Linked DNA regions of Homo sapiens: region 1 is linked to region 2. The links are chromatin loops, found by intact Hi-C in ENCODE. Cell type or tissue: stomach. All regions are shown on one strand. Each heading gives the region's core, and the rest is flanking DNA. Links, peaks and the distances in the headings are about the cores only. Region 1 holds the start of LOC102723458 (a long non-coding RNA gene). Region 2 holds the start of LOC105377326 (a long non-coding RNA gene).

Region 1 (16,137 bases), core at 3,752-11,751, 98 kb after region 2:
TCTATCAGACACTGTCATGGTGGGAAATGGAAGCAGTGAATATGAATTATTTCCTAAAGAAACTTGACTATGAGGCCAGGCTTGGTGGCTAATGCCTATAATCCCAGCACTTTGGGAGGCTGAGGTGGGAGGATCACTTGTAGCCAGGAGTTTGAGACCAGCCTGGACAACATGGGGAGACTTCATCTTTACAAAAAAACTTAAAAATTAGCTGGGCATGGTGGCTTCCACCTGTAGTCCCAGCTACTTGGGAGGGTGAGGCAGGAGGATCCCTTGAGCCCAGGAGTTTGAGGCTGCAGTGAGCCATGATCGTGCCACTGCACTACAGCCTGGGTAACTGAGCGAGACCCTGTCTCAAAAAAAAAGAAACTTACTGTGAATGGAATAATTAAGATAGAAGTAGGGTAATAGAGGGGAATTCGAAGTCAAGGGAATTTTTGTTAATATATAGGACAGATGTAAACATGTTCATAAACTGAATAGAATCTGGGATTCAAGGGAAGTTAATAATTAGTGAGTATTTGACCTTCATTGCAAGGCCTGTTGAGATTTGATAGTATGAACTTGTATTGGAAGAAATTGATCATTTGACTTCATTCATTCATGAACAAATATTTCATATTATCTACTGTGTTCGGATTATGAAGATGAAACACACAAGCCCTGCCTTTAAGAAGCCCAGGGTCTAGAGGCGTGTATGTACAAGGGTAAAGGGATATTCAGAGTTTATTACTAGTAAATCACAGTACAGAAAGAATAAAAGTTGGGGAAGCAAGAAAAGAAACTGGTCATGCTCATCATTATATTCCTGGTGGTTGACAGGTGCATGAAAATTGTGTGTGAAGGAGAGGCTCTGCTTCCCACCACATCCTGCACAATATCTTGCAAAGAGATTCCAGTAAACCTTAATTCTCTGGTGTATTTTTTTAGACTCTATTAGATATTGTCAGCTCTATCAGATAACATCTAAGAACGCTCCCTAAAAAATGTGCTCCATATATTCAGTTAATGGAAGAAGAAACTGACTCGTTCAAGAAACTGTAATTTGAAATTAATTTTACAGTTGTTTATTTGGGATCTTGTAATTTCAAATGAATTTTACAGTTGTTTATTTGGGATCATTAGGCACATGAGAGAAAACAGTAGCGCTGGGGTTTTTCATAGAGGTAGATTGCTTCTGTTTTTCATGGGCCCGTCCTCTGAGTGTTTTAAAGTAAATATTTCTTGAATTTGATTTATAATCAAATTTATTATGTTGAAGATATTATTTAATATGTTCAAATAGCTTCACTTTTGAAGTGAGGGATAAGGAAGTGTAACTGTCACTGCTAAAGAGAAGATTCTGTGTTTTTCTGTGGCAGACATAGGGTAACTGAGAGTACCATCAGTGCAAAGGTACAATATTGTGATATTATACTAGGTAGAGCATGCATAATGCTTTAGGGTAATGTCTGCTGCATTTTAAATGGAATAAAACAGCATTTGCTTTGTTTATGTCAAGGTGGTGAGCTTTTTGCCTGGGGACAGAACCTGCATGGGCAGCTTGGAGTTGGAAGGAAATTTCCCTCAACCACCACACCACAGATTGTGGAGCACCTCGCAGGAGTACCCTTGGCTCAGATTTCTGCCGGAGAAGCCCACAGCATGGCCTTATCCATGTCTGGCAACATTTATTCATGGGGAAAAAATGAATGTGGACAACTAGGCCTGGGCCACACTGAGAGTATGGAACACATTCTCAGATTCCTATTACCAACAGATATACTTGTTAGATGAATTTAATGGACCTCCCTGTCAAAAATGGTTCAAATCTTCACTTTCATTTTCACTGCTCTTCCTGATTACCTCTCTGTCTTCAGGGCAGAATCAGTCCAAGAGGCATACATAGTGTGGAAGTTGTTACTGTAATTGAGACATGTTTCAGGGCTGTGTGTGAGACGGGAAAGGGCATTGAATTAGGGATGAGAACCTGGATTCTGATTCCCACTTTGCAGTTTACTAACTGCAAGCCTTGCCCAGTCACTAAACTTTTCTCTAGACCTCATTTTCTTTTTCTGTCAAGTGACAAGTTTGGATGAGATGACCTTTAAAGCCTTTGCACTTAAAGTCTGTTAGTGTATTATTACAAAAGAATACTAAAATTATATTTAAGAACTCACATATCCTGATCTTATTCTATAAGGTATCAATTATGTCTGTAAACACACATGAAGAAACATGTAATTTCCATTATTGAACAAAGCTGATGGTGAAATTTCTCATGATCCCAAACAACTCATTAAGAGTTTTCAGGTGTAAGAAATTCTGCTGCTTTACCCAGCTGTGGTACTGTATGCATTACCCTGGATCACTGGTTACTCATTTCTCCCTGACACAGTGCAATGGTCATTACACAGAATAGCCCATAAGTCAGTGTTAGAAAAATATTCAAAGGAGAGAAGAGAATAAAGCGGCCATTAAACTACTTTGGCTGAATCTCTGAGTGCTTTTGACATGAAAATAATCATGAAGAAAAGAAGAGGTAGTGTCAGGTGATGACACTAGTAGATAATTTGAAAGAAAGGAATTGCTATGTTCATTAAAAGTAATTCTAGATGGCTGTTGGAAATATCTAATGTGCTGCAATTAAAGTGAATCAAGTCATAACTGAGAACAGGCTTTGGGAAGTGGTTTGACCCTTTCACAGGTGGGTGCCCCTAAGTGTGATCCTTTTGGCCACTGGTCCCACCTTCACCCTGAGGCGTAGAACTTGATCCTAAACATGGCAACATAGAGCCTTTCTTGTCAGAATATCATGAGAACTGTTGTCGCTGGGTTGAGAAGCAGCAGTCCAGGTAACTCCACTGTGAAACTCAGCATTTCCTTTTGGTCACTTCAGCTATTTTTTTCCTTACATAGGTAAAGATGATCCATCCCTTATTGAAGGACTAGACAATCAGAAAGTTGAATTTGTCGCTTGTGGTGGCTCTCACAGTGCCCTACTCACACAGGTGGGTGTACCCTTGTCTCTTTTTGGCTGTATTTTTAGAAGAACAGTTTGTATGGGAAGTTAGTGTTTCCCAGAGAAGAAAGGTCATCACTTCCTGTATGTAGGACTGTCCTTCTGATATTTAGGAGCTTTACTTTGACAGTGCTATTTATTAGTGATTCACTTTGCATCAGTGAATACTACTTTTTTATTTTATTTTTCTAGCATCTGATATGACATTCCCTTTCCTTAGGATGGGCTGCTGTTTACTTTCGGTGCTGGAAAACATGGGCAACTTGGTCATAATTCAACACAGAATGAGCTAAGACCCTGTTTGGTGGCTGAGCTTGTTGGGTATAGAGTGACTCAGATAGCATGTGGAAGGTAAGTTGTAAAGTATCAATAAGAATTGATAAAATGAGTGCAGCAAACTAGATAGTAATTTAATAAAATTTCTTTCAGTTTCTTTGAGATGTATCAAACATTTTCAAATCAGTGAAAATGCTTAATTTATATTATTTAGATAAATGTAATACCCCTTTTACTATACATGGTTGTTTTCTTTGATTTTTTTTTTTTTTTTTTTTTTTAAATGAGCAGATACAATTCACTTTCTGCTGTCTCCTTAGTGAAATACCTTTGTAACTATTCAGGTGCACTTTTGTCTTAAAAAAACAAGTCATTAATTGTTTATTTGGGAAAAATAAAATGTAAATCACAAAGGATTATTCATTAAATGTAATCACCCTCTCTGACAATGCCTTGTGGCCAACATACTTTTTAATTACCAGAGTTCTTTCATTGTAGCCTGCCCTGATCACAGTAAAGTATAAGACATAGTCAGTGATGGTTTGAGTGAAATATTCCTAAGAAGTTTAATTTTCACAGCTCCTTTTTAGAAAAGAAAGGTAAAATGTCTTGCTCAGACTCCTTAGTTTATTTAAAGGTTTTTTGGTTTTCTTGTTTGTTTGTTTGTTTGTTTTTTGGTTTTTGGTTTTTTTTTTTGAGGCAGAGTATTGCTTTGTTGCCCAGGCTGGAGTGCAGTGACGCAATCTCAGCTCACTGCAACCTCCGCCTCCCAGGCTCAGGTTATTCTCCCACCTCAGCCTCTGGAATAGCTAGGATTACAGGCGTGCACTGCCACAACTGGCTAATTTTTAAATTTTATTTATTTATTATTTTTTTTTGAGACGGAGTCTCGCTCTGCTGCAAAGGCTGGAGTGCGGTGGCGCAATCTCGGCTCACTGCAAGCTCCGCCTCCTGGGTTCACACCATTCTTCTGCCTCAGCCTCCGGAGTAGCTGGGACTACAGGCGCCCGCCACCACGCCTGGCTAATTTTTTGTATTTTTAGTAAAGACGGGGTTTCACTGTGTTAGCCAGGATGGTCTCGATGTCCTGACCTTGTGATCCACCTGCCTCGGCCTCCCAAAGTGCTGGGATTACAGGCATGAGCCACTGCACCTGGCCACAACCGGCTAATTTTTGTATTTTTAGTAGAGTCGGGGTTTCACCGTGTTGGCCAGGCTGGTCTTGAACTCCTGACCTCAGGTGATCTGCTCGCCTTGACCCCTCAGAGTGTTGGGATTACAGGGGTGAGCCACCACGCCACTATTTAATTTTTTTGATTATCAGATATATCAGTCCACGTCTTGCCAGAGGGATGTTGGAAGTTGGTAGGATTAAAAAATATTTTCCCCCATATACACTTATTCTTTTGGGCAGTTTTTCCCTCACTAAACGTAGAGCAAAATTCAGACTGTATTTGAATGCTGGGTTCATTTGTTAGTTTACTGAAACCATTCTTATAAAAAACTAGCATGAATACTTTCAGTCTGTAGGCATATTTTCTTATGATCTTGGAGTAGAATTACATAAATGGGTAATATTATTAAGGTAGACCAAATTATCGGAATATGAGTCTCTTCACCAAAGAAGCGTTCTCTTCAATATTTATACCTCATTCGGTATCTCTTAACCAAAGCAGTCTTATCACCTCTTTGGATTCTTCATTACATACAGTCCTTTTGAGTAGCATGTATTACAAGAGAAGGAGGCAAGTTGGAGATCTGTCTTAATGCACATCAGGGCAATACCCCTACTAACAGGACAATTCACTGGAAAGACTCACGAACTTACTAAAAGCTATTATGCTCATAGTCACATTTATTACAAGAAAAGGATACAAACTAGTACCAGTCAAAGGAAGACACATAAGGGCAGGGTATAGGAGGGCTGCAAATGCTGAGCTTGTGGCTGTCACCTCCCCTTGGAGCAGGTGGATGGTGTTATCTCTTCTGGCCTGATAATGTGACAGGACATACAGAATTTGCCAGCCAATCAGAGAAATTCACCCAAGTTGAGAGTTGTTTTTGTTTTTTCTGGTTTTTTTATTTTGGAGACAGGGTACAGGATGTACATAATCTGCCATCTAGTCAGAGGAGTTCACCCAAGTCAAGACCAAGTCAAGAGTTGTTTTTGGTTTGGTGGTTTTTTTTTTTTTTTGAGACAAGGTCTCACTCTGTCACCCAGGCTGGACTGCAGTGGTGCTATCATGGCTTACTGCAGCCTTGACCTCCCAGGCTCAAGCAATCCTCCTGCCTCAGCCTCCTGAGTAGCTGGGACCACAGGTCCACCATGCCCAGCTAATTTTTAAATTTGTTGTAGAGATAGGGTCTCCTTATATTGGCCAGGCTGGTCTTAAACTTCTGGGTTCAAAGTATCCTACTGCCTTGGCCTCCCAAAGTGCTGGGATTACAGGCATGAGCCACCACACCCCACCTAAATTGAGGGGTTTTATTGCTGAGGCATGATTGGTTAAATCATTGCCCGGATAGTTAAACTTAATCTCCAGCACTGCCCTCCTGTAGGTCTGATTTACATCACAGGCCAGGAGAGCTCTCCCAGGATCCTGCCATGAATAATAAAGACTCTCCTCTATCACTTGGGGAATTCTGTGGGTTTAGAGGTTACCTCCTAGGAACAGGGCACCAGCCAGACCTCTCTGGGCAAGGCAGATTCCTTGCTACACAACAGTATAGTGGAATATACAAACCAGCAAATCAATAGGAAAATCAGTGTGGTAAAGGTCTTTGAGAAATTAAGTGGGAACTCAACTGAGTCTTCCAGGATGGAAAGTGAAGGGACTCAGAGATGGTTTCCAAGAGGTGGTGACTCAAACTGATGTTGAAAAATGAGCAGAGGGCAAGGGGAGGTGCTTGTTTCAACAAAGGGAACACCATTTGCCAAAGTATGACATCATGGTCTTGAGTGGCCTTTGGGTTCCAAAGTCTTTTCAGGTACATGTTGATTTCTTGGTTTCCAGATGATTTTCATCCTCTAAGAGATGTTTAGTTTCACTCTCACTGGGTAACATAGTTTTGGCAATTTACTGTATTGCTAAACACTCTCATCATTGTGGATAATTAAGAATTGACCATATGTGCTTTTATTTAATAGGTGGCACACACTTGCCTATGTTTCTGATTTGGGAAAGGTCTTTTCCTTTGGTTCTGGAAAAGATGGACAACTGGGAAATGGTGGAACACGTGACCAGCTGATGCCGCTTCCAGTGAAAGTATCATCAAGTGAAGAACTCAAACTTGGTAAATTCTATAGGAACATAGGGTTTGGCATAGTATCTTTTTAGAGAAAATGATTTTTCTAACTAGGTAATGTGGCAAAGAAAGCAACATATGACTATGAAGGGAGTTTCTCTAAATACTGGTTTCATTTTTTACTGGTAAACAATTCAAGAGTCAGTCTAATTTACTGAGGCAAAATAATTATTCTATATTACTCCTTCAGATTAGGATTAATGTGAATTTAAATGATAAAATAGACAATGGATTCAGAGGCATATGCAGCTCTCATTCCAGTTTGCAAGAGACTTACTAATTCTTGTAATTAGTTGTTTACTAATTCTTGTAATTGGCTGGTTGCCCTGGTTAAGTTGATCCACAGTCATATAAAACCCTCAGAATAATGAGCAATCAACGTATACCTGGCACTGAACTGTGCTCAGCACTTACTTGTGTTATCTCACCAATCCTTGTAACAGTTCCTGGGAGGTGTATTCTGTCACTCCTCTTTTACTGGAGGATAAAGAGACTTGGAGAGAAAAGGGTTAGCCACTTAATCATGGCCAGTAAGTGGTTTGTCTGGAGTTGAACCCGTGCCCTTTATGACCTCAGAGTCTGAGCTCTGAAACACTCCATTGTAGAAGCACCTTGGAGCATTTCTGTTACTTGTTTCTGAAAGCTTAGTGGTGACCTCAAGTAACAAAATCTACTCATTTCTTGTAGGAAAACGAACAGAGTTATTTCCTTAAGCAGCATGTATTATCTTTGATTCCTTATAACAGTTACATGGGCTTAAAGTACTTATATTCTTTATAGCCAGCAGTCATTGCTTAAATCTTGAAAACATGGTTTTTAGTAATGGGAGTTGAATTAAACTGATAACATTTAGCTAATCAAATATTTGCATTTTATATATAAATATTTGTATTATGTATATTAAACTGATGTCACATGTCCACCTTGTGAATTACCTATGTTTGCCAACTAGACTTTACTCCAAAGGATATGTATTTCAGCTGCTTAATTGGCAGAAAATGTACTAAGTTTTGTCTATTAAGAAGAAAAGATGACTACGTTTAAGAAGAATCTGAAGTTATTTAAATTGAACATGCATGTTTGTGCCAAATGACTTTCTAAAACTCTTACTCTTTGTGCATCCTTTCAGAAAGCCATACCTCAGAAAAGGAGTTAATAATGATTGCTGGAGGGAATCAAAGCATTTTGCTCTGGATAAAGAAAGAGGTAAAAATAGATCTCCAGGTGTTCTATAACCTGGTATTTTAAGCAAAACTAAGGGTTCTAGTATCCCAGTTTGGTGAATTCCAAAATCATCAGTTTACCAGGCTGACTTTTTGGGGGATAGCTGGACATTACTGATCCTTTATTGTCTAAACTACATCAGTATTTTCCCACAAAAATCAGCAGATTTTTCTCTGGTGAATGTCTAATCAGTGTGATTTCCATAGGCTATACTTACCTTTTGGGGGCTACTTGCCAATGATGTTTGGTCAGTATCCTTGCAAACAACAGAGTGACAGATTCTAAAAATGACTTTGCAGGCCAGTACTAAGAAAGACACCAAGGTTCATGGGCTTGCAAATAAAAAGTCCATAACTTCCCTGCCCTACTTCACCAAGTGAAATCGAGTTCCTCACACTTCTGCACACAGCTCTTTCAGGATCTTCCCTTCCCTTCAAGGCTGTCTGATGTTCAGTTTAATTTGATTGTATTTGTATAAAGTGCTGAGTGTTGAGTCCTCAAAGAAATTTACTTTCAGTCTAAGCCCCCTTGGACAAGAAAGTGGCAACCAGGCAAATGATTGATTACTTATTTGTTGAGTATCACTTTGTGATTGTCCCAGGGCTGTATTACACATATTTAAAAGTCAGTTTTACTCTCTAGAGTGTACCTAAAAGTTGGGTGCCTATCTCTGATGTGTCTAAATTATTGTATTTTACTTTCCTGTTTGTTTACAGAATTCATATGTTAATCTGAAGAGGACAATTCCTACTCTGAATGAAGGGACTGTAAAGAGATGGATTGCTGATGTGGAGACTAAACGGTGGCAGAGCACAAAAAGGTACACCCCACAGTCTGACTCTCTGCTTATATATCACTCTCAAGTATCATTTCCCAAACTGGTTCTGCACAGCAATATGAGATTTTGTAGTCAGGGTTTTCCAGAGAAACAAACTCATAGGATATGTGTGTATTTCTGTCTCTATCTTTATCTCTATCATGTCTGTCTGTCCATCTATGTATCTATGGAGGGGAGAGAGAGAGATTATTTTAAGGAATTGGCTTATGAGATTGTAGGGGCTGGCAAGTCCAAAATCTGTAGGGCAGGCCAGCAGGCTGGAGACTTGGGGAGGAGTTGATGTTGCAGCTCAAGTCTGAAGGCAATCTAAAAGCAGAATTTCCTCTTCTTTGGGTGACCTCAGCCTTTTCTCTTAAGGCCTTCAACTGGATGAGGCTCACTCACATTATGGAAGGTCCTTTCTTTTTATTCACTTGTTCAAGTGCTTTACTCAGTTTACCATTTTAAATGTTAATCTCATCTAAAAAAATACTTTCATAGAAACATCCAGAATAATATTTGACCAAATATCTTGGTACCATGGCCTAGCCAAGTTGACATATAAAACTAACCCATCACAACTAGCATGTAAGCGCCATGAGGACAGCTTTCTTTACTGTAGGGCTTCTCCAGGCCTCTGTTTATGTATATTGTGACTCTCTGGCCAGAAAATAGAGTCTATAGTGTTTCCCAGTCCCATTTGATCCTGGAACCATTAGTTTGTGTACCTGTTATTCTTAGCTGAACAATTTGTACCATTCTTCTCTAAACCATAGAACTCCTATAGGTTTACAGAACTCCTACCTATTCTTACAAACATCATCTTTTAGAAATATTTTTAGGTATGGCTTTCTAATTCTGGAAAATGATTGTACAAAGTAGTTGCACAAAATAGTTGCATCATAATTTGCAGAGCATAAATAATTAAGAACTGTACAACTACTTCTAAGATGAAACTGAGCATACTCCTTCCCCCATTTAATTTCTGGTAATTTATTTCTACTTCAGTGGAATAGAAATAAATAGGACTTGCATAGTTGGTGGGGTGGGAGTATTTTGTTTGTTCAAGAAAGTTCTGACCATAAATCAAGCCTTTCCTCTTTATTTGAGGCTTCTCTGAGTATGTATAAACTTTTTTATTTCCCATGTTTGCCACTGAAATTTTGAGATTTACCAAACAGAATGGACTTTTAGAAGCCAAGCCAAGGTAATATGCATACAGATAGGAGACAAATGGAGAGGTTGGAAGGATAGTTATAAGATGTGGTATTTATCATGTCTCATGCTGTAAAGAAAGAGGCTGTATGTATGTATACCATGTGATTTGGTTTAACCAGTGTCTTATTACTAATATAGGGAAATCCAAGAGATATTTTCATCTCCTGCTTGTCTAACTGGAAGTTTTTTAAGGAAAAGGTAATATATGTAATAAATTAATTGTATTAAATTGTATTAAGAGTACCGTGAAAGAGGATAAAAAAATGATTGGAGAGTAAAATAGCTGTGTGTTCATCCCTTTTTAAAAATTTTTTTTAACAAAAGTAAATATATGTTTGCTGTAGAAAATGTCAAAAATACACACAATAAAAAGAAAGTGAAAATCTTCCATAATCCATCACTTAAGAGTAATAGCTAGCACTTACGTATATGATTATATTTTTTCATGCAAATGTATTCTTTTAAAAAAAATGAGATCATACTGGTTCTTTGTTTTTTTCTTTTTTTTTTTGAGACAGGGTCTTGCCCTGTCGTTGCCCATGCTTTAATGCAGTTCTGTGATCTTGGCTCATTGTAACCTCTGCCTCCTAGGCTCAAGCAGTCCTCCCACCTCAGCCTGAGTAGCTGGGGCTTCAGACACATGGCACTACACCCAGCTAATTTTTGTATTTTTTTGTAGAGCCAGAGTTTTACCATGTTGGCCAGGCTGGTCTCGAACTCCTGAGCTCAGGCAATCTACCAGCCTTGGCCTCCCCAAGTGCTGGGATTTCAGGTGTAAGCCACCATGCCCAGCTGGATCATATTGTTTATACATTGTTTTCTACCTAATATTTGCCCATTTTACATTTTATTCTATCTTTTTTGGTAATTTTTTTTTTTTTGAGACAAGGTCTCACTCCATCACCCAGGCTGGAGTTACAGCATCTTGGTTCTTGGGCTCAAGCATCATCAAACTCTTGGGCTCAAGCAAAACTCCCACCTTAGCCTTCCACGTAGCTGGGACTACAGGCACGTGCCACCACCTCCTGCTAATTTTTTAGCTTTTGTAAAGACAGCAGCTTTGCTATGTTGCCCAGGCTGGTCTTGAACTCCTGGCCTCAAGCAGTCCTCCCACCTCAGCCTCCTGGTGTTGGGATTATAGGTGTGAGCTACCGCACCCAGCCGGTAACATAATTTAATGGCTGCATGACCTTCCATTAGAAGGTCTTCCATGAGAAGATACTTAAACATTTCATTAATAACTTTATATTGAAGTACTAAGAAATTATTGGTCAGAAGCCCTCTCTTTTGGTTCCCACTTTTCAGTCCATTTAACGGGAAGAAATGGATGTATTTTTTAGAAATGGGAAAAATGTTTATCTTTTTTCTGTCTTCCTTCCTTCCTTCCTGTGGTCAGTCCTTTCTTCCTTCCTTCCTTCCTTCGAAAAACCTTTATCTTTTTTCTATGGCCCGCCCTTCTTCCCTCCCTTCTTTCCTCCCTCCCTCCCTCCCTCCTTCCCTTCCTTCTTTCTTTTCTTTTTTTCTTTCTTTCTTTTTCTGAGGCAGGATCTTGCTCTGTCACCCAGGCTGGAGTACAGTGGCATGTTCACAACTCACTGCAGCCTTGATCTCTCAAGCTCAAGCGATTATCCTGTCTCAGCCTCCCTCTGTGGCTATTTTTTTTAAACTGGGAAATATTAATTTTTTTAATCTATTACAGATAAGACAGCATCTGAGTTAAAGTCTTATGGTATATACAGTTAAAGCAGCCTTGATATTTTTTGGTATTTTAGAAAAAATCATGTTTACTACATTGCATTTGGATTTAGACAATTTATTATAGTTACACACTTGAGAAAAAAGGTAATTTTGTTGAAATGGGGCAAGCTCTAGAAGAAACTTTGCATCTAGGGAGATAATCTAACAAAATACTTAATTTATCTTTCTTCTACAGAAGAACTACAGAAATGATGCCTGTTTATTTGGACTTAAATAAAGCAAGAAACATCTTCAAGGAGTTAACCCAAAAGGACTGGATTACTAACATGGTATCTTCAGATTGTTATGTGGAGAAAGAAAATACACCAGAATATTTCTTAAAAGAACTCAAAATTTCAGAAGAAATGTTTTGTGTTAAGGGATTCTCCGAGACCTTGTAGCATATTCAGATTAAGTTAAACTCAGATAACATTTAGGAGTTTGCCCTTTTAGGGTGAAATAGTTGGCATAGTAGTCACACAGGTTACAGATATTCTAAATAGTGTGTCTGTACACAAACACACATACACATATATGCATACACATTCGTAGAGGGAAGTTTTTCAACTCAGGGCTTTAGGAAGATGATTAAGGATTTGTTGAGATTGGTACACTAGAATAAGAACATTTTATATGCAAAGCATAAATGTAGAAATGAGAACATTTTTTCTGATATGAATATCCCTCTCACCAGGGACTGCCTGGATTCTTTTTTTTTTTTTTTTTCCATTCTACTTTTCTGTAGATTCTAGAATGTTCTTGTTCCTTATGGGATGATTGTTTCCTGTTTCAGCACTGTTACTGCTATCTTTAGGTTTTCTTTTTGCAGGTGCTCCAAACATGCTTCCTTTATTTTTATTTTTATTTTTTTGGAAACGGAGTCTCGCTTTGTTGCCCAGGCTGGAGTCCAGTGGTGCGATCTCGGCTTACTGCATGCTTCGTTTATTAATTTAGTTTTTCTTAATGTAGTTTTTATTATTTCCCTATTTTATTTTACTGGTTGATATGGGGATACTACTTTCTGTTCTACTCTCCATTTTTTTCTCTCTGGGTCGCACTGTAGTTCCTTCTTTCTTTCTCTCTCCTTCCCTCCTCCCCTCCTTCCTCCCTCTAGCCTCACCCCATTTTTTAATCTCTCTCTGTGTTCATATCCCTCTTCTCTTTCCCTCTCAATCTTTGATCTCTCACCCTTCCTCCTTTCAGCTCCCGCACTTGCTCTGTTTGCCACAACTAGCATTTTCTATTTCAGCTGCAAGTTTTCTCATTCGCTCCTTTCTTTCAAGGAAAGATGGAAAGTTCAGTTCTCTTAACTTTGGCAGAACCACAGCCCCACTGGGGGTCCGAGGTGAAATGGTTCCCTAATTATGTACCTTTATTGGGACCCTACAACACTTAGTGCTGCCTGTATCAACAACCCAGAAACTACTCAGTGGACTATTTCATCAACATTTGTTAGAGCTCATTTTCTTTTGTTTTCTAAAATCCTCCTGTGGGGGCCAGTTTAACTTTCTTTCTGTAAGATTCTGAGTCATTGCTACTAAATACAACCATGGAAAGATTACCAAAAATAGAAGCCCTTTTGTGCGTCTGTGAAGGGAAGGGATTGGATCAGTTCATCATTAAGGGCTCCTTCTGTTTACTAATTATACCTTGATTGTGCCACAAAAAGAACATATGGTATGTAAATGAAATAATCATAGGGCATCCTTGACCTCCATTGTTTCAGAATAAGATGATTGGATTAGAAGACCTGTAATGTTTCTTTCTATCTTGAGGTTCTGCGATACGGACTCTCAGACCTTTGGCATGTGTTCATTTATTCAGCAAACATTTGAATACTTGCTGTGTGCTGGGCACTGTAATGATGACTCGATGAAGAATAAAAGAGACATACTCCCTGTGCTTTAGAAGCTCATGGTGTAGTAAGGGAGACAGATACATACATGCATACATCAGTGCAAAGACCTGGTGTGTTTTACACTTCACTGTCTTCGCTAGTGCCTGGCTTAGAATGTAGCCTGTGTGCAATATTTTTGGATGAATTGAGTCATTATTAGGGCAGTGAATGGTTAGCTCTTTTTACTCAAAACAAGTTGCCCAGAGGAATTAAGATCTTACCAGGTGCTCACGTGGAAGGATATTCGAGGCAGCTAGAAAAGCGTATGCCAAAGCACAGTGTGTCAGACAATAGGACTGGCTCGAGGGTATCACAGTAATTCTAAGGGTTTGGAATAGGTGAGGAGGCTTGAGGTTGTGTCTGATGATGAGCAAGGAGGTAGAATGCGTGTGTACTAATAAGATGTTGAAATAGAGTTGTCAGGTATACGTAACTCCAAAGACCGAATCTCATCGTAGGAGTCCAATATAATGTTTTAATATAAAAATAGGTAATTATAACAATTCGTACATTTACAGATATCACTTAGCCACTATCTCATAATATAATGATTAAGAATTTGGGCTTTGGAGTCAGAAAGATCCAGAGAAATTCCCACTTAGCTGTGTGACCTTGAGCAAGTTACTTAATTTCTCTGAATCACAGATTTCTCATCAGTAAAATGGGATTAATAACATCTGTGTTAGGGAGAAACTATAATAAGGGTTAAATGACCTAATTAATATATGTACATCACTTAGCACAATAATTGACAAGTAATAAGTATTCCATAAATACTAGCTTATCTTCATAGTGGGATTTTAAACAAATGATTACTGTGATCTAAGCACACATAACAAAAATTCAGAATTCCATTCCATTTTTTCCTAAACAGTTGCATTCTGAATTGGGGAAACTATAAGGAAATTGGAGGGGCTAGAAACTAGAGTCTGTGGTAGAGACAGTTGCTCTTATGGAAGATAATGAGAATTATGTTAAATTTTGTTCTTGAAATTTTCGGATTTTGTCTTTTTTTTTTTTTTTTGCTTTGTTTTGTTTTTCTGCTTTTTGGAGTTCTGATGCATTTTTACTCTTGAAAAAAGAAACCCACGGTGTGATAGTGTAAACCAGAGGGTAGAATATGGTACTTATGACTGAGAAGGCTGTTTATTAGTTCTGAATCTATTGTTCATTGAGTGTAATTCTTGCACATGTTTTTTTCTTTTTCTTTCTTTCTTTTTTTTTTTTTTTTTTGAGATGGAGTCTTGCTCTGTGCCTGGAGTGCAGTGACACAATCTCGGCTCACTGCAACCTCTGCCTCCCAGGTTCAAGCGATTCTCCTGCCTCAGCCTCCCAAGGAGCTGGGACTACAGGCACGCACCGTCACGCCCAGCTAATTTTCATATTTTAAGTAGAGACAGGGTTTCACCATGTTGGTCAAGATGGTCACGATCTCCTGACCTTGTGATCTGCCTGCCTCGGCCTCCCAAAGTACTGGTTAGGTGTGCTTGATCTCCTTCATGCACCCTGATAATTGAATGGAGAGAATACTAATTGTATATCCCAAATACCTCCAATATTTTGGAGGCTAGGTGAGAAGGGATGTAAACAGGGGTTTTAGAAAACTCAATGATTATTCTCATTTAGTAGTAGAATGACATTCCAGCCTCTACACCTTGTTTTATTACCATCAGTTGCACCCTGCTTCTACTGAGTTTTGAATCCCTTTTCCCTGTTCCTTTCTGACCACAGATAACCACCTGCCTCAAAGATAATCTGCTCAAAAGACTTCCATTTCATTCTCCACCCCAAGAAGCTTTAGAAATTTTCTTCCTTCTCCCAGAATGTCCTATGATGCATATTTCCAACAACTGGGAGAGCCTTGTGGTTCCATTTGCAAAGGTTGTTTGTAAAATGAGTGACCAGTCTTCACTGGTTCTGGGTAAGTTTGATCATTTGAAGATACTTTACCTGTCTTCTCAGTGGAAAGACATGTCTAGTAAAGTTATGGCAAAACTAAGATACTTAGAAATGTATTCATTTTTTTTTAGTTCGTATTGTTAGCATACTCTAAAGGTACTATAACAATTACCATGGTCATCTAAAATAGATTATTCTAATACTTTTTTAGATTCCTTGGATACACACATGGCTTTGTCATGATTTCCTTAGTTTCCAACTTTTCACTATGAAAAATTTCACAGAGAAGTTGAAAGAATAGTATGGTATACCATATGCAATAAATGGTACACCTTGCTGGAGTGCAGTGGTACAGTCATAGCTCACTGTAATCTTAAACCCCTGGGCTCAAGTGATGAGGATGCTAAGTTCTAAACTTGTAATAGTAATTGTATTTATTCACTGAAAAGTTTATTACAATTGTGCTTTTGTAATTATGGTATTAGAGTCAGCAATAATAAGTATGTTGTCATTTGTGCTTTCTGTTTATGTACAGATTACATTTTATTTTTACTGAACTATTTGAAAATAAGTTGAAGACATGAGATTTCACTCATAATATTTCACCATTCATCTAAGAACATGGAATCTGGCCGGGCACGGTGGCTCATGCCTGTAATCTCAGCACTTTGGGAGGCTGAGGCAGGCAGATCACCTGAGGTCAGGAGTTCAAGACTAGCCTGGCCAACATGACAAAACCCTGACTCTACTAAAAATACAAAA
Region 2 (16,137 bases), core at 5,030-13,029:
TGGCGCGGGTTCCAGGTGAGCACCAGCTCGGCAAGCCCCACACTTGGCGTGGCCAGCTGGTACCTGCTGGGCTTGATCCGAGGCTGAATCCCGTGTGTGGACCACCATTCCCTCTTCGCCAGGATAGCAGGTCTCCATCTCTTTATGGCTTACCGTCTTTTCCTCTTGATTGTCTGGGACAAGCTCCCTCTGGGCTGTCGGAGTGTTCAGGCTAGGTGCCGCAAAGTCCTGTGGTGAATGCCGGTGAGAGGTGAAGCCGGCTGGGCTTTTGGGATGGGTGGGGACTTGGAGAACTTTTGTGGCTAAGGGTTTGTAAATGCACCAATCAGCACTCTGTCAAAATGGACCAATCAGCTCTCTGTAAAACGGACCAATCAGCGCTCTGTAAAATGGACCAATGAGCTCTCTGTAAAATGGACCAATCAGCAGGATGTGGGTAGGGCCAAATAAGGGAATAAAGCACGCCGGCTGAGTCAGCAGCGGCAACCCGCTAGGGTCCCTTTCCATGTTGTGGAAGCTTTTTTCTTTCGCTCTTCACAATAAATCTTGTTGCTGCCCACTCTTTGGGTCCATGCCAGCTTTTATGAGCTGTAACACTCACCTCGAAGGTCTGCAGCTTCACTCCTGAAGTCAGCCAACCACAAACCCGCCAGAAGGAAGAAACTCCAGACACGTCCGAACATGGGAAGGAACAAACTCTAGACACACCATCTTTAAGAACTGTAACACTCACCACCAGGGTCCGCGGCTTCATTCTTGAAGTCAGCGAGACCAAGAACCCACCAATTCCGGACGCAAGCTGGTTATTTTGAGAAACTCCAGACACAGGAGTAGCTCTGAAAACAAGGATGAAGGTTGCCCTTTGGTAAGGGAAATTTACATCTATGAAGAAAATATCTGGGGGGTGTCTCCTCTGCACCGGGAAGAGAGGGATGACTAAACCACTAGAGGCTCTTAACGGAGAAAGGTATCAACTTAAATCTGCATAACAACGCTTATCTTTAAAAATGTTTTTCCTGGCCATCTTACCTTAACTGGCTGTTCCCTATACTCTTTTTTTTTTTCTTTCAGAGAAATGATGGTATTTCAGCCTGAAGTCTAAGACTAAGATCTACTCTAGAGATTTACTAATTTCTCTGGATTATCACCAATGTATACAAGAGGTTTACATGTTATTACATCTCTGTGTGTTTTTCTGTTGTTAATTTGTCTTTTATTACAGGGAGTCCCAGCTAAGAATTCATGAAAAGTGATGAAGAAAATGATTTTTCCTCCCCATACCAGTTTTAAATGCAAATATAAGAGCATTTAATTAGTACGCAAAATCACCAAAATTGTCCAACTTTTATTTTTTTAGCCGTTATACGCATCTGTATTTCATTCTTACCCGTCTTTCTTTCCACTGAAACACTGCACAAAACTTACTTATCTGTTTTATTTCACTTCTTAATGCCCCACATATTCCACTAACACTCTTACTTTTGGCTTAATGATAAGGGAAGATTGAAAGGGAAAAAAATTATGGGTTGCCCTGTCTTCCCTTTTCTTTCTATGTCATCACTTTCAACATAAGAGGCTGGCTAATCCTGAGAAGTAATAGGAGTAAGACAATAATAAGGGTCACTTCTTTCCTTTGTGTTTTTGGAATGCCATTGCCTTTTTTCTGTGTTGGAAACAAGTTCTGGTTTAACAGAAGTGTGACCTCGGCTGGGTACAGTGTCTCAGCCTGTAATCCCAGTAACCAACTACGGGCAGATCACTTGAAGCCAGTAGTTCAAGACCAGTCTGGCCAACATGGTGAAACCCCGTCTCTATTAAAAATACAAAAATTAGCTGGGTGTGGTGGTGCGTGCTTATAGTTACAGCTACTTGGGAGGCTGAGGCAGGAAAATTGCTTGCACCTGGGAGGGGGATGTTGCAGCGAGCTGAGATCGTGCCACTGCACTTTAGCCTGGGCAACAGAGTGAGACTCCATCTCAAAAAAATAAAATAAAATAAAAATTATATATACATAAAAAGGGTAAGGGTTTGGAGCATGTCCACACAAGTTATGGCAGTAAATCTGGTGGTGGTGGCAAGACAGGTCATGGGAGGAAGAGAAGAGGAGGTTTGCCTAGCAAAGGTGGTCTGGTTATATAGATGAAATCTCACAGGTAGCAGCCCTCAAAGAGAATAGATGGTAAATTTTGATAAATAGATGTTAGAGTCTCCACTAACCTTTCCTAAATCTGGACAAGGGAGGGCTTCAAAGAAAGCTTGTTTGCTTCCATTGTTTCGTTCACTTTATCTTCTCTACAGATACAAATCTCTCCCACAAAAGACAGCTTTGCAGGGTCACTCTGTCTGCAGGCACCCTAGTCACAGAATATGTCAAAGAAGCATATTTTGAGGTGAATAGTTCAGTTTTCTTCACACTCATGAAGTGGACCCTGCCTACCACTTGTGTCTGGAGCAAATACCTCCAATTCCTTGTTGGTAGGTTGTGGAGTGACTGCTCATTGCCACCTAATATCTCGTCTCTCCTTCCTTTCTTTTTTTTTAAATAGAAACGGGGTCCCATTCTATTGCCCAAGCTGGTCTTGAACTCCTGGGCTCAAGCAATCCTCCTGCCTCAGCCTCCCAAAGTGCTGGGATTACAGGCGAGTCACTGCACCTGGCCTCTCCTTCCTTGATAACAGAAATCCAATTTTGTTTGGAGTTTAATGTGCTGAGCTAAAAACTACATTTTCGGCAACTTCTGCAGCTGCTATAGCCACATGAATAAGTTTTGGTTAATTGGATGTGCACAGAAGTGTTTTATGGGATTTCTGGGATAACAGTCTCTTTCCTCCTTTTAGTAGCTTTGGAATAGAGTTGTGATAGCTAGAACTCCATCTGGAATCTTAGAAAGTGAGGTGACCTGCAGGATGAAAGTTAGGTCCTCAAATGAAGCAGAAACACAGAAGGTGACTGAGTCCCTAAAAAACCAAAGCATTGCCACCCCAGCCCTTGGCTGCTTATATTGGGGTAACCTGCCCCCAATATTTCAATGTAGGTTCTTTCTGTTTTCCCTAAGTATTGGCTGATCTGAGAAATAAAGAGAAAGAGTACAAAGAGAGGAATTTTACAGCTGGGCTACCAGGGTGACATCACATATTGGTAGGTCTATGATGCCCACCTGAGCCCCAAAACCAGCAAGTTTTATTAAGGATTTCAAAAGGGGAGGGGGTGTATGAACAGGGAGTAGGTCACAAAGATTACATGCTTCAGAGGGCAAAAGGCAGAACAAAGATCACATGCTTTTGAGGCGAATAAAGATCACAAGGCAAAGGACAAAGCAAGATCACAAGGCAAAGGGCAAAGTCAAAAACTCCTGATAAGGGTCTATGTTCAGCTGTGCACGTATTGTCTTGATAAACATCTTAAACAACAGAAAACAGGGTTCAAGAACAGAGAACCAATCTGACCTCAAATTTACCACAGTGGGATTTTTTCCCCACCCTAATAAGCCTGAGGGTACTGCAGGAGACCAGGGTGTATTTCAGTCCTTATCTCAACCGCATAAGACAGACACTGCCAGAGTGGCCGTTTATAGACCTCCCCCCAGGAATGCAATTCTTTTCCTAGGGTCTTAATATTATATTCCTTACTAGGAAAAGAATTTAGCGATATCTCTCCTACTTGCACGTCCATTTATAGGCTCTCTGCAACAAGAAAAATATGGCTCTTTTTGCCCAACCCCAAGTCAGACCTTATGGTTGTCTTCCCTTTTTCCCTAAAATCACTGTTATTCTGTTCATTTTCAAGGTGCACTGATTTCATGTTGTTCAAACACGCATGTTTTACAATCAATTTGTTCAGTTAACGCAATCATCACAGGGTCCTGAGGTGATGTACATCCTCAGCTTATGAAGATAACAGGATTAAGAGATTAAAGTAAGACAGGCATAAGAAATTATAAGAGTATTATTAGGGAAGTGATAAATGTCCATGAAATTTTCACAATTTATGTTTCTTCTGCTGTGGCTCCAGCGGGTCCCTCCATTCGGGGTCCCTGACTTCTTGCAACATGCTTACCTCTGAATTTTTTACCTGTGAGAGAAATAAGCTTGTATTTGTTAAACCATTATTTTTTACAGCTTTATTATGTGCAGGTAAAATTAATCTAAACTTGCATGGAAGTCTCCACTAGTTCACCTAGGTTAAGAAATTAAGTTAAACATTTTTTTTTTGAGATGGAGTTTTGGTCTTGTTGTCTAGGCTGGAGTGCAGTGATGCAATCTCGGCTCACTGCAATCTCCACCTCCCGGGGGTTCAAGTGGTTCTCCTGCCTCAGCCTCCCAAGTAGCTGGGATTACAGGCACCCACCACCACACCCAGCTAATTTTTATATTTTTAGTAGAGACAGGGTTTCACCATGTCGGCCAGGCTGGTCTTGAACTCCTGACCTCAGGTGATCCACCCTCCTCGGCCTCCCAAAACCCTGGGATTACAGGCATGAGCCACTGCGCCCGGCCAAGTTAAACGATTTTTTTTTTTTTTCGAGATGGAGTCTCATTCTGTCCCCCAGGCTGGAGTGCAGTGGCGTGATCTCGGCTCACTGAAAGCTCCGCCTCCAGGTTCACACCATTGTCCTGCCTCAGCCTCCCAAGTAGCTGGGACTACAGGCACCCACCACCACGCCCGGCTAATTTTTTGTATTTTTTGTAGAGACAGGGTTTCACCGTGTTAGCCAGGATGGTCTCGATCTCCTGACCTCATGATCCGCCCACATCAGCCTCCCAAAGTGCTGGGATTACAGGTGTGAGCCACCACGCCTGGCCAACAATGTTTTAAACACATCTCAGGCAGTCTTCAGTTTGTTGTTGGGCAATGTGTCGTGAAGCCGCTGGTATGAATGACAATCATTTCTAGGATTCAGAGGCCCTTTTCCTTTATCTTCCCAGGTCAGGACTATTTTCTGGATTTCTGAGATTGCTGATAAGTGCAGTATTCTGATAATGACAATGTTGTAGTAGAAATAGTAATAGTAATAACATGAGTATAACATTTCTTATTTTTTAAAAGTAAATATTAAAATTATGCAACAAATTTGGGGTAGAAAGCCATAAAAATTCATGTGGATAATTATAAGACTACCACTGAAAAGAGATGTCAACCATTGACATATATCAACCGCGAAAGAGGAGGCATGATAAGAGATTAAGGTGACTAATACTTCTATCTAGTGTTCAAATTGAAAACTACCATTTCTTGTCTATAAGGACAATGTCGGGTTTTAGCAAATGTTTTCTTTCCCCCAGCTGACTTGTGCTGGGCCATCCTAATTGTCTTGTCCATTTGCAAAAAAAAAAAACAAAAACAACAACAACAACAGAAAAACACTAGATAATATTCCAGGGAGCCACCTGGAGGTGACTGAGATGGCAGCTGGAGTATAATAAAAAACTAAGCATATTAGGGAGTGTGTTCTATTTTTTTATTTGTCTTAAGGGCTGAAAGCACGGAGTGTGGGCTTTGAACTCAGAACAATGGAGTTAAAGAGAAGACAGTCTAAGAAGAGAAAGGCAAAAGAACAATGGAGACTTGCAGCGCTCCTGCCTCCTCTTAGATGTTCTTCTACTTGCCTCTGGAGGATTTCCCCCAGACTGCTTTTTCTACTTCCTCACTGGTCTATCTGTGTCTCCTCAACCCCACTCACTCCATGATGACCTTTCAGAAGCTCACACTCTCTCATCCCCTTTCTAATGTCCTCCTCACCTCACATTGAGTCAGGGCTGTTTAGTGGAAAGAGGGTTTGATTCTGGGATCCCCTACTTCCTTACTAGTTATCTTGAGCAAATCACTTGAGTTTTCTGAGGCTTAAGTTGTTCATATCTGTACCTGGGTAGATAATACATGGATAATATGTACCTTATAGGGAGGTTGCTCAAATTGGACGATGTATTGTGAAAGAGACAGATGTGGTAGGCAGTTGGGGCATTTCATTTTATTTTCCTTTTCTCATTCTCTTCCCTTCCGTAAATCACTGTTAGGGGAAAATTAGTAAAAAAAGAAAAATAGGCTACTGGAATAAAATATTAGGTATAAATAATTTTCAAAGTTTGATTTTAGAGGTATGATGACAGTGAATTTCTATTGATTTTCTGTTTTTTCATGTGAGTATTCTTTGATAAAGGGACACTATTCTACTTACTCATCTGCAAGCTCAGGACAAATTACTCTCAGCTCTGTAAGCCCTCTCATGCTACTACTCTGTGGTTATGAGGACACACGAGGGAAATAGCTGGAAAGATTTTGTAAAGTCTAAAGTAAATGCTAATGAATAGTAATTATTATATTTTGTTTGCTCCTTGTTATACCTATAGTGGATATTCAGTAAAGATTTTTTATATTTTTTATTTTTTAAACTTTATTATTATTATTTGAGACAGAGTTTCACTCTGTTGCCCAGGCTGGTGTGCAGTGGCACCATCTCGACTCAATGCAACCTCTGCCTCCTAGGTTCAAGCAATTCTCCTGCCTCAGCCTCCCGAGTAGCTGGGATTACAGGTGTGCACCATTATGCCCAGGTAATTTGTGTATTTTTAGTGGACACGAGGTTTCACCATATTGGTCAGGCTGGCCTTGATGTCCTGGCCCCAAGTGATCCACCTACTTCAGCCTCCTGAAGTGTTAGGATTACAGGCATGAGCCACTGCATCTGGCCAAGATTTTTTTTTTTAACTATTGACTGAAGATAGAATAATATGGCAATATAATATGAAACTAGTATTAAATTGGCAGGAGGGATGTGCATTAGTCTGTTCTCATGCTGCTAATAAAGACATACCCAAGACTGGGTAATTTATAAAGGAAAGGTTTAATGGACTCACAGTTCCACATGGCTGGGGAAGCCTCACAATCATGGTGGACGGCAAAGGAGGAGCAAAGTCATGTCTTACATAAATGGCAGCAGGGAAGAGAGAGAGAATGTGCAGGGAAACTCCCCTTTATAAAACCATCAGATCTTATGAGACTTATTCACTATCATGAGAACAACACAGGAAAGACCCACTCCAATGATTCAATTACCTCCCACCCGGTCCCTTCCATAACACGTGGGAATTATGGGAGCTACAATTTGAGATGTGGGTGGCGACACAGCCAAACCATATCAGAATGTGTACAAAAGACATTATTTGTTATAGAGCCTAGAAAAAGGAGCAATTCACGTGGTGGAATCTAAGAAAGGCTCCCACAAGGGTGGGTGTGATGGCTCACACCTGTAATCCCAGCACTTTGGGAGGCTGAGGCTGGACAATTACTTGAGGCCAAGAGCTCTAGACCAGCCTGGGCAACATAGTGAGACCCTGTCTCTACAAAAAATTTAAAAATTGGTCGGGCATGGTGACACAGACCTGTAGTCCCAGCTACTTGGGAGGCTTGGGATGGGAGGATCACCTGCACCCAGGAGATCGAGGCTGCAGTGACCATGATTGCACCACTGCACTCCAGCCTGGGGAACACAGTAAGACCCTGTCTCAGAAAGAAAAAAAAAAAAAGAAAGAAAGAAAAAAAAGGCTTCACAGAGATGAGACATTTAAGACATGTTTTTTCATAAAAAGAAATGAGGAAAAGGAAATTCCACAGAGAAACCACAGAATGAATAGAGGCATCGATTTAGGAAAAAGCAAGCACGAAAAGGCAAGTAGTTCATTTTGACAGTAGTCCCTGTGTATGTGTGGTGGGGTGGGGGGGATATATATAACTATAACTATCAGTGAGATAAATATAGAAAGGTTGGTTACAAGTGGATAATAGAAGGCCTTTAATTATATGCAAAGGATTTTGTTTTCTTTGTTTTTCTGTAGGCAAAAGGCCTACAACCATTAAGAAAAATAAGTGGTGTGATCAGACCTGTGTTTTCCACAGGCAACACTCAGGAGAATAAGAAGGATCTATTTGTGATGCCAGTTGTTAGATATAGAGACATTTGAGATGTTGTTGCCAAAGACCTCAACTCTGGTAGGAGTGATGGAGACAGAAAGAAGTAGATAGAAAATGGGATATTGATGATATCAGCCAATCAGCAATTAATCCATTAGGGGAGGGTTTTCCTTTTTTGTTTTTTGAAGCAGGGTCTTGCTCTGTCACCCAGGCTAGAGTAAAGCAGAGTGAACACAGCTCACTACAGCCTTGACCTCCTGGGCTCAAGTGATCTTCCTGCTTCAGCCTCCCGTGTAGCTGAGACCATAGGTGTGTGCCACCACGCCAGGCTAACTTTTCGATTTTTTGTATAGACAGGGTCTTGCCTTGTTGCCCAAGCTGGTCTTGAACTCCTGGGCTCCAGCTATCCTCCCCTTTGACTTCCCAAATTTTTGGGATTACTGGTGTGAGCCACCGCCCCTGGCCTGAGAGTTTTGCAGTGGCAAGAAAATGTAAGATGAATTGGAGGTTTTTAGCTGGAATGGTTTTAAGGAAGTGCCACTAGGGGGCATGAAAGGAAAGATCAGGGAATAAAGAGTGTTCTAAGACTTTAGTAAAAATTAAACAGGCTTTCTAGTCAAATGGATCAGTGTTAATATCCTACCATTTAGGCCAGTGCAGTGGCTAACACTTGTAATCCCAACACTTTGGGAGGCTGAGGCAGGTGGATCACTTGAGGTCAGGAGTTCAAGACCAGCCTGGCCAACATGGTGAAACCCTGTCTCTACTAAAAATACGAAAATTAGCTGGGCGTCGTGGCACCTGCCTGTAATTCCAGCTACTTGGGAGGCTGAGGCAGAAGAATCGCTTGAACCTGGGAGGCAGAAGTTGCAGTGAGCTGAGATCACACCACTGCACTCCAGCCTGGGTGAGTGATAGAGTGAGACTCCATCTAAAAAAAAAAAACAAACCCTGCCATTTATACACATCGTGTAACTTCAAGCAAGTTACCTAAACTCTCTGAGCCTTAATTCCTTACCCTCAAAAATGAGAATAATAATAATAATACTTATTTTGCATGATTGATATAGAAAGTCGTGTTGCTTAACTCCTTAGCATCTGTCTCAGCTTTCTTCCAGCAACATGCCTTTCATCTGGGATCTGCTTACTCCGCTCAGAAAGTGCATGGATGAGATTCCATCCTGATCCACAAGGTAGACTGACTACCCCATTGGCTTCCACAGTGATTGCCTCAGGGGTAGACATATGACCCAAATCGGGTGAAGACTTTTGTTTTGAGCAGATTTTTTCTGTACACAGGCTGTGAAGCTGAGAGCTGGATATATATAAAGTTTAGAGCTGCTGTAACCCTCTTGCAATCTCAGAGGAGCTCCTGGAATTGCAAGATAGACTGCATGGAGCCTGAAGATGAAGCCCTCATAGCAAGAGGCGGAGTGAAGAGACAGAGAAATGGAGTCATTAAGGACATTGGTTAAGTCCTTGTTTTCAGTAGTGCCTGTAATCAGCCATTCTGGTGGATTTTTCAGTTACTTGACTTTAATAATAAACAGTTGCGCTGTAATCATAAATACCTCCTAAATGCTCACGTGCTTACAACAACAAAAATTATCTCTTGCTGATGCTACATGGGCTACCTGCAGCGCTGCTTTATTGTTGTTTTTAATCTGGGACTCAGTAAAATAGAGCAGTCTCTCTCTAGAAAATCACCTGTTGTAACGGAGGAAAAGAAAAGTAGGAAAAGAAGTGCTCGCTCTAAACTATCTGCCTGAAGTTGCTTGCTTCCCACTTGCATATAATTGGCCAGAACAAATCACATGGTCAAGATTGATGTCACAGGGTGGAGAGGGGCAGCAAAGTTTTTTGAAAAATAATAATGCAATCTACAAGTAAATTTCCCTTTTGCTTAAGTGAGCTTGGGCTATATTTTCTGTCACGTGCAACCGAAAGAATCTTTTTTTTTTTTTTTTGAGACAGAGTCTCACTCTGTCACCCAGGTTGTAGAGCAATGACGCCATCTCAGCTGACTGCAACCTCCGCCTCCCAGGTTCAAGTGATTCTCATACCTCAGCCTCGCAAGTCGAGTAGCTGGGATTACAGGCGCCCTCCAACGCACCTGGTTAATTTTTGTATTTTAGTAGAGACGGGGTTTTGCCATATTGGCCAGGCTGGAGAATCTTAACTAAGGAAAGGTGATGAAAGAATTAGATATTTTATATAAAATCATCAACACATGGTAAGTACTCAAAATATCGGACCTTCTGTTTCCAAGTGCATGAACACAGATTAAGTGAAAATTATCTTTCTTAAAAAAAAAGATGTGCTCAATTTCTTTAATATACATTTTATTCACTTATCTCACTAACATTTATTCAGTTTTTTTTTTTAAATTTGGCAGACACTGTGCTAGGTGCTGGGAATACAAAATGAGTACAATGCGCTTACATTTTAGTTATTCAGTAGATTTTCTTTTAAGAAATAACAATATGAGGTTTCAGTGTCTTATATTGATAATATCAAACTCTTACAGTCTGAGCATATGAAACATTCTCCAAGGTCAGCCATATCTTAGGCCACAAAACAAGACTCAACAAATTTTAAAAAGTAAAAATTATATTGTGTCTTTTGTGATCATAGTGGAATAAAACTAGAAATCAATAACAAGAACCTCAGAAACTACACAAACACATGGCAACACAAACAACATGCTCCTGTATGACCAATGGGTCAATGAAGAAATTAAGAAGGAAATTAAAAAATTTCTTAAAACAAACGAAAATGGAAATACAACATACCAAAATCTATGTGATATGGCAAAAGCAGTACTAAGAGAGAGGTTTATACCAAAAAACTAAAAAGACATCAAATAAACAAGCTAAAAAATGTACCCCAAGAGACCAGAAAAACAAGAACAAACCAAACCCAACATTAGTAGCAGAAAAGAAACAATAAATATCAGAGCAGAAATAAAATCAGAGCAGAAATAAACGAAATTGAGACTAAAAAAATTACAGAAGATCAACAAAACAAAAAGTTTTCTCGAAAAGATAAAATTGACAAAACTTTAGCTAGACTAAGAAAAAAAGGGAGAGGACCCAAATAAATAAAATCAGAAATGAAAAAGGAAACATAACAGCTAAGACCACAGAAATACAAAGAATCATTAGAGACTATTATGAAAAACTACATGCCAACAAATTGGAAAACCTAGAAGAAATGAATAAGTTCCTGGACAAATGCAATCTACCAAGACTGAACCACAAAGAAATAGAAAACTTCAACAAACCAGTAACAAGTAACAAGATCAAAGCCATAATTAAAAAAATCTCCCATCAAACAGCCGAGGACCTGACAGCTTCACTACTAAATTCTACCAAACACTTAAAGAAGAACTAATACCAATCCTACTCAAACTCTGTTAAAAAAAAAAAAAATGAAAAAGGAGAGAATACTTTCAAACTCATTTTACTAGGCCAGCATTACCCTGATACCAAAACCAGACAAGGACACAACAACAAAAACTACAGGCCAATATGCCTGATAAACATAGATACGAAAATCCTCAGCAAAATACAAGCAAACCAAATTCAACAACACATTAAAGAGATTATTCACTCATTAAAGAGAGTGATCATTAAAGAGAGTGATCAAGTAGGATTCATCCCAGGGAAGCAAAGATGGTTCAACATACAAAAATCAATAAATGTGATATATCACATTAACAGAAGCAAGAACAAAAAAACCACATGATCATTTCAATAGATGCTGAGAAAGCATTTGGTAAAATTCAACATTCCTTTATGATAAAAAATCAAAAAACTGGGTATAGAAGGAACGTATTTCAAAATAATAAAAGCCATATATGACAAACCCACAGCCAATATCATACTGAACTGAAAAACTGGAAAACCTTTCCTCTAAGATCTGAAATAAGACAAGGGTGCCCATTTTCACCTTTTTTGTTTTTTGTTTGTTTGAGTCAAGGTCTTACTCTTTCACCCAGGATGGAGTGCAGTGGCATGATTTCAGCTCAATGCAACCTCTGCTTCACAGGTTCAAGGGATTCTCCTTCCTCAGCCTCCCGAGTAGTTGAGATTACAGGCATGCACCACCACACCAGGCTAATTTTTGTATTTTTAGGAGAGACAGGGTTTCACCATGTTGGCCAGGCTGGTCTCAAACTCCTGACCTCAGGTGATCCACCCACCTCAGGCTCCCAAATTGCTGGGATTACAGGTGTGAGCCACCGCGCCCGGCCCACTTTCACCATTTTTATTCAACATAATACTGAAAGTTCTGGCCAAAGCAATTAGGCAAAAGAAAGAAATAAAGAGCATCCAAATTGGAAAGAAAGAAGTTAAATTCGTCTTTTTCACAGATGACATGATATTATATTTAGGAAACCCAAAGACTCCACCAAAAACAACTGATAAACAAATTCATTAAAGTGACATGATACAAAATCAACATACAAAACCAGTAGCATTTATATAAACCAACAGCAAACAATATAAAAAAGAATTCAAGAAAGCAATTCCATTTACAATAGCTAAAAGAATATAAAATAATTAAAAATCAATTTAACCAAAATGATCTATACAAAGAAAACTATAAAACACTGATTAAAGAAATTGAAGAGGGGCTGGGCATGGTGGTTCAAACCTATAATCCCAGCACTTTAGGAGGCTGAGGCAGGTGGATCACTTGAGGCCAGGAGTTTGAGACCAACCTAACCATCATGGTGAAACCCTGTCTGTAGTAAAAATACAAAAGTTAGCCAGGCGTGATGGCACACGCATGTAATCTCAGCTACTCGGCAGGCTGAGGCATGAGAATCTCCTGAACCCAGGAGGTGGAGGTTGTGGTAAGCCGAGATGGTGCCACTGCACTCCAGCCTTGGTGGCAGAGTGAGACTCAGAAGAAAGAAAGAGAGGAAGAGACAGAGAAAGAGAGAGAGGAAAGGAAGGAAGAAAAGACAAAAAGTAGAAAGATGTTTAATGCTCATGGATTCGAAGATTCAATATTGTTAAAATGTCTATATTATCCAAAGCAATCTATAGATTTAATGCAATTCCCATCAAAATTCCAATGACTTTTTTCAGGGAAATAAAAGTTATTATTATTTTTTTTAAATAGAAGACCATTAACAGCCAAAGCAATAAGCATAAGAACAAAGCTGTAGGCATCACCCTACCTGTCTTCAAAATGTACTACAAAGCTAGTAACCAAATCAGCATATTAGTATAAAAACAGATACACAGATCAATGGAACAGAATATAGAATTCAGACATAAATCCACACACTTAGAGCCAACTCATTTTTGACAAAGAAGCCAAAAATATATAATGGAGAAAGGACAGTCTCTTCAATAAATGGTGCTGGGAAAACTTCTGCATGCAGAAGAATGAAACTAGACCCCTGGCCGGGCGTGGTGGCTCACACCTGTAATCCCAGCACTTTGGGAGGCCGAGGCGAATGGTTCACCTGAGATCAGGAGTTCGAGACCAGCCTAGCCAACATGGCGAAACCCTGTCTCTACTAAAAATATAAAAATTAGACGGGCGTGATGGCAGAGGCCTGTAATCCCAGCTACTCAGGAGGCTGAGGCAGGAGAATTGCTTGAACCTGGGAGGTGGAGGTTGCAGTGAGCAGAGATTGTGCCAGTGCACTCCAGCCTGGGAGACAAGAACAAAACTCCATCTCAGAAAAAAAAAAAAAGAAAGAAAGAAACTAGACCCATATACAAAAATCAAATCAAAGTTAATTAAAGACAATATAAGATGTGAAACTACTAGAAGAAAACATTGGGGAAATGCTTTGGGACATTGCTCTGGGCAAAAAATTTTGTGGAAGATCTCAAAAACACAGGAAACAAAAGCAAAAATAGACCAGTGAGATTACATTAAGCGAAAAAGCTTCTCCACAGCAAAGGAAACTCAACAAAGTGAAGAGACAACCCACAGAATGGGAGAAAAATATTTGTAAACTATCTGTCTGACAAGGGATTAATAACCATATTATTATAAGAAGCTCAGATAACTGAACAGCAAAAAAAAAAATCTGATTTTAAAAGGGCAAATGATCTGAATGGACATTTCTCAAAAGCAGACATACAAATGGCCAACAAGTATAAGAAAAAATGCTCAACATCACTAATCTTCATAGAAATGCAAATCAAAACCATGAGATATCATCTCACCACAGCTAGAATGGCTTTTACCAAAAGATAGGGAATAAGGAATGCAGGTGAGGATGTAAAGAAACGTACACTGTTGATGTACATTTCATACATTGTTGGTGGGAATGTAAATTAGTACAGCCACTATGGAGAACAGTATGGAGGTTCCTCAAAAAACTAAAAATAGAAATACCATATGATTCAGCAATTTCACTACTCTGTGTATATACAAAAGAAAGGAAATCAATATATCAAAGAGACATCTGCACTCCCACATTTACTGCAGTACTATTCACAATAGCCCAAATTTGGAATCAGGCTAAGTGCCCATCAATAGATGAATGGATAAAGAAAATGTGGTACATATACATAATGAAATATTGTTCAGCCATAAAAAAAGAATGGAATTCTGTCATTTCTGCAGCAACATGGGTGGAATGGTCATTATGTTAATGAAATAAGCCAAGCACAGAAAGACAATTATCACGTGTTTTCACTCATATGTCAGAGAGTAAAAAAAAAAAAAGTGAATCTCATGAAGATAAGGAGTACATTGTTGGTAACCAGAGTCCAGGAAGAGTAGGGGTAGGGGTGAGGAAAATGAAGAGAGGTTGATTAATGGGTACAAATATACAGTTGGATAGAAGAAATAAGACCTGGTTCAATAGCTCAGTAGAATGACTATAGGTACATTTCAAAACCACTAGCCAATAATAATTTGAATGTTCCTTTTTTTTTTTTTTTTTTTTTTGAGATAGGGTCTGGCTCTGTCGCCCAGGCTGGAGTGCAGTGGCACGATCTGGGCTCACTGCACCTTCCACCTCCCAGGCTCCGGGCTCAAGCAATCCTCCCACCTCAGCCTCCCACGTAGCTGGGACTACAGGTATGTGCCACTGCACCCAGCTATTTTTTGTAAAGATGGGGTTTCACCATGTTGCCCAGGCTGGTCTCCAACTCCTGAGCTCAAGCGATCCTCCCATCTCGGCCTCCTAAAGTGCTAGGATTATAGGCATGAGCCACTGTGCCTAGCCCAAGATAAATTATTTAAGGCGATAGATATCCCAATTTGATAATGTGTCAAATTATCATATGTACCCCCAAAACATGTGCATCTATTATGTATCAATAAAAGATTTTTTAGGCCAAGAGTGGTGGCTCACGCCTGTAATCCCAGCACTTTGGGAGGCTGAGGCAGGCGGATCACTTGAGGTTAGAAGTTCGAGATCAGCCTGGCCAACATGGTGAAACCCTATCTCTACGAAAAATACAAAAATTAGCCAGGTGTGATAGTGCCCGCCTGTAATCTGAGCTGTTCAGGAGGCTGAGGCAGGAGAATCGCTTGAATCGGGGAGGTGGAGGTTGCAGTGAGCTGAGATCGTGCCACTACACTCCAGCCTGGGTGGCAAAGCGAGACTCTGTCTCAAAAAAAAATTTTTTTTTAAAGAAATAACTTAATTTGAGGGCTCAGTATCTTATGGTAATAATACCAAACTCCTACATTTTGTGCTTGAGAAAAGAAATAAACATTAAGAAATTACTATTCAGAAAAAGGTTATATTTGGTATACAGCAAAACAGAACCAGAAATACTAATACTATCCACTGACTCACTACTCATCAATCCAATTGTCCGACATACCCTTATTAGCATCTACCAAGTTCCAGGTACTCTTGAGGTAGAAAAATAAAGAACATTTGTTCTTCTCTTTAAAGAACTTGAAACATGGTCATGAAGAGTGGTGAATTGAAATTACATAAATAGGTTCTGTAATAGTTTCTTTTAAAAAAAAATCAATAATGCTGATGATGGCTAACATTATCAAAGTTACCAAATCTAAAAACCAGTGCTCAGCGGGACATGGTGGCCTATAATCACAGCACTTTGGAAGGCTGAGGTAGGCAGATCATCTGAGGTCAGGAGTTCAAGACCAGCCTGGGCAACATGATGAAACCCCATCTCTTCAAAAAATACAAAAGTTAGCTGGGCGTAGTGGCACGTGCCTGTAGTCCCGCTACTTGGGAGGCTAAGGCGGGAGGATTGCTTGAACCTGGGA

What was found. Peaks named below come from ENCODE experiments on the same cell type or tissue, not always from the same donor. Only the 100,000 strongest peaks of a DNase experiment are listed, where the experiment ranks them.
Region 1: it touches region 2 in a loop (3-fold over the local background); 63 of 110 quality-filtered maps call a loop at or near these places.

The regions. Positions count from the first base shown.
Region 1 is chr4:88,460,634-88,476,770 of GRCh38, forward strand. It overlaps HERC5 (HECT and RLD domain containing E3 ubiquitin protein ligase 5), which reads left to right. Exons shown (of 23, transcript NM_016323.4): 4 at 1,502-1,723; 5 at 2,899-2,990; 6 at 3,222-3,352; 7 at 6,426-6,571; 8 at 7,713-7,789; 9 at 8,524-8,627; 10 at 9,981-10,040; 11 at 11,776-11,869; 12 at 15,208-15,397. It overlaps LOC102723458 (a long non-coding RNA gene), which reads right to left and starts at 7,073. Exons shown (of 5, transcript XR_938976.3): 1 at 6,998-7,073. In stomach, for the core only: no CTCF peak of the experiment used is centred there; no DNase peak of the experiment used is centred there.
Region 2 is chr4:88,360,979-88,377,115 of GRCh38, forward strand. LOC105377326 (a long non-coding RNA gene) reads left to right here and starts at 485. Exons shown (of 2, transcript XR_938964.2): 1 at 485-967; 2 at 1,072-1,175. In stomach, for the core only: a CTCF peak has its summit at 8,427 (motif pointing right); a DNase peak (open chromatin) is centred at 8,443.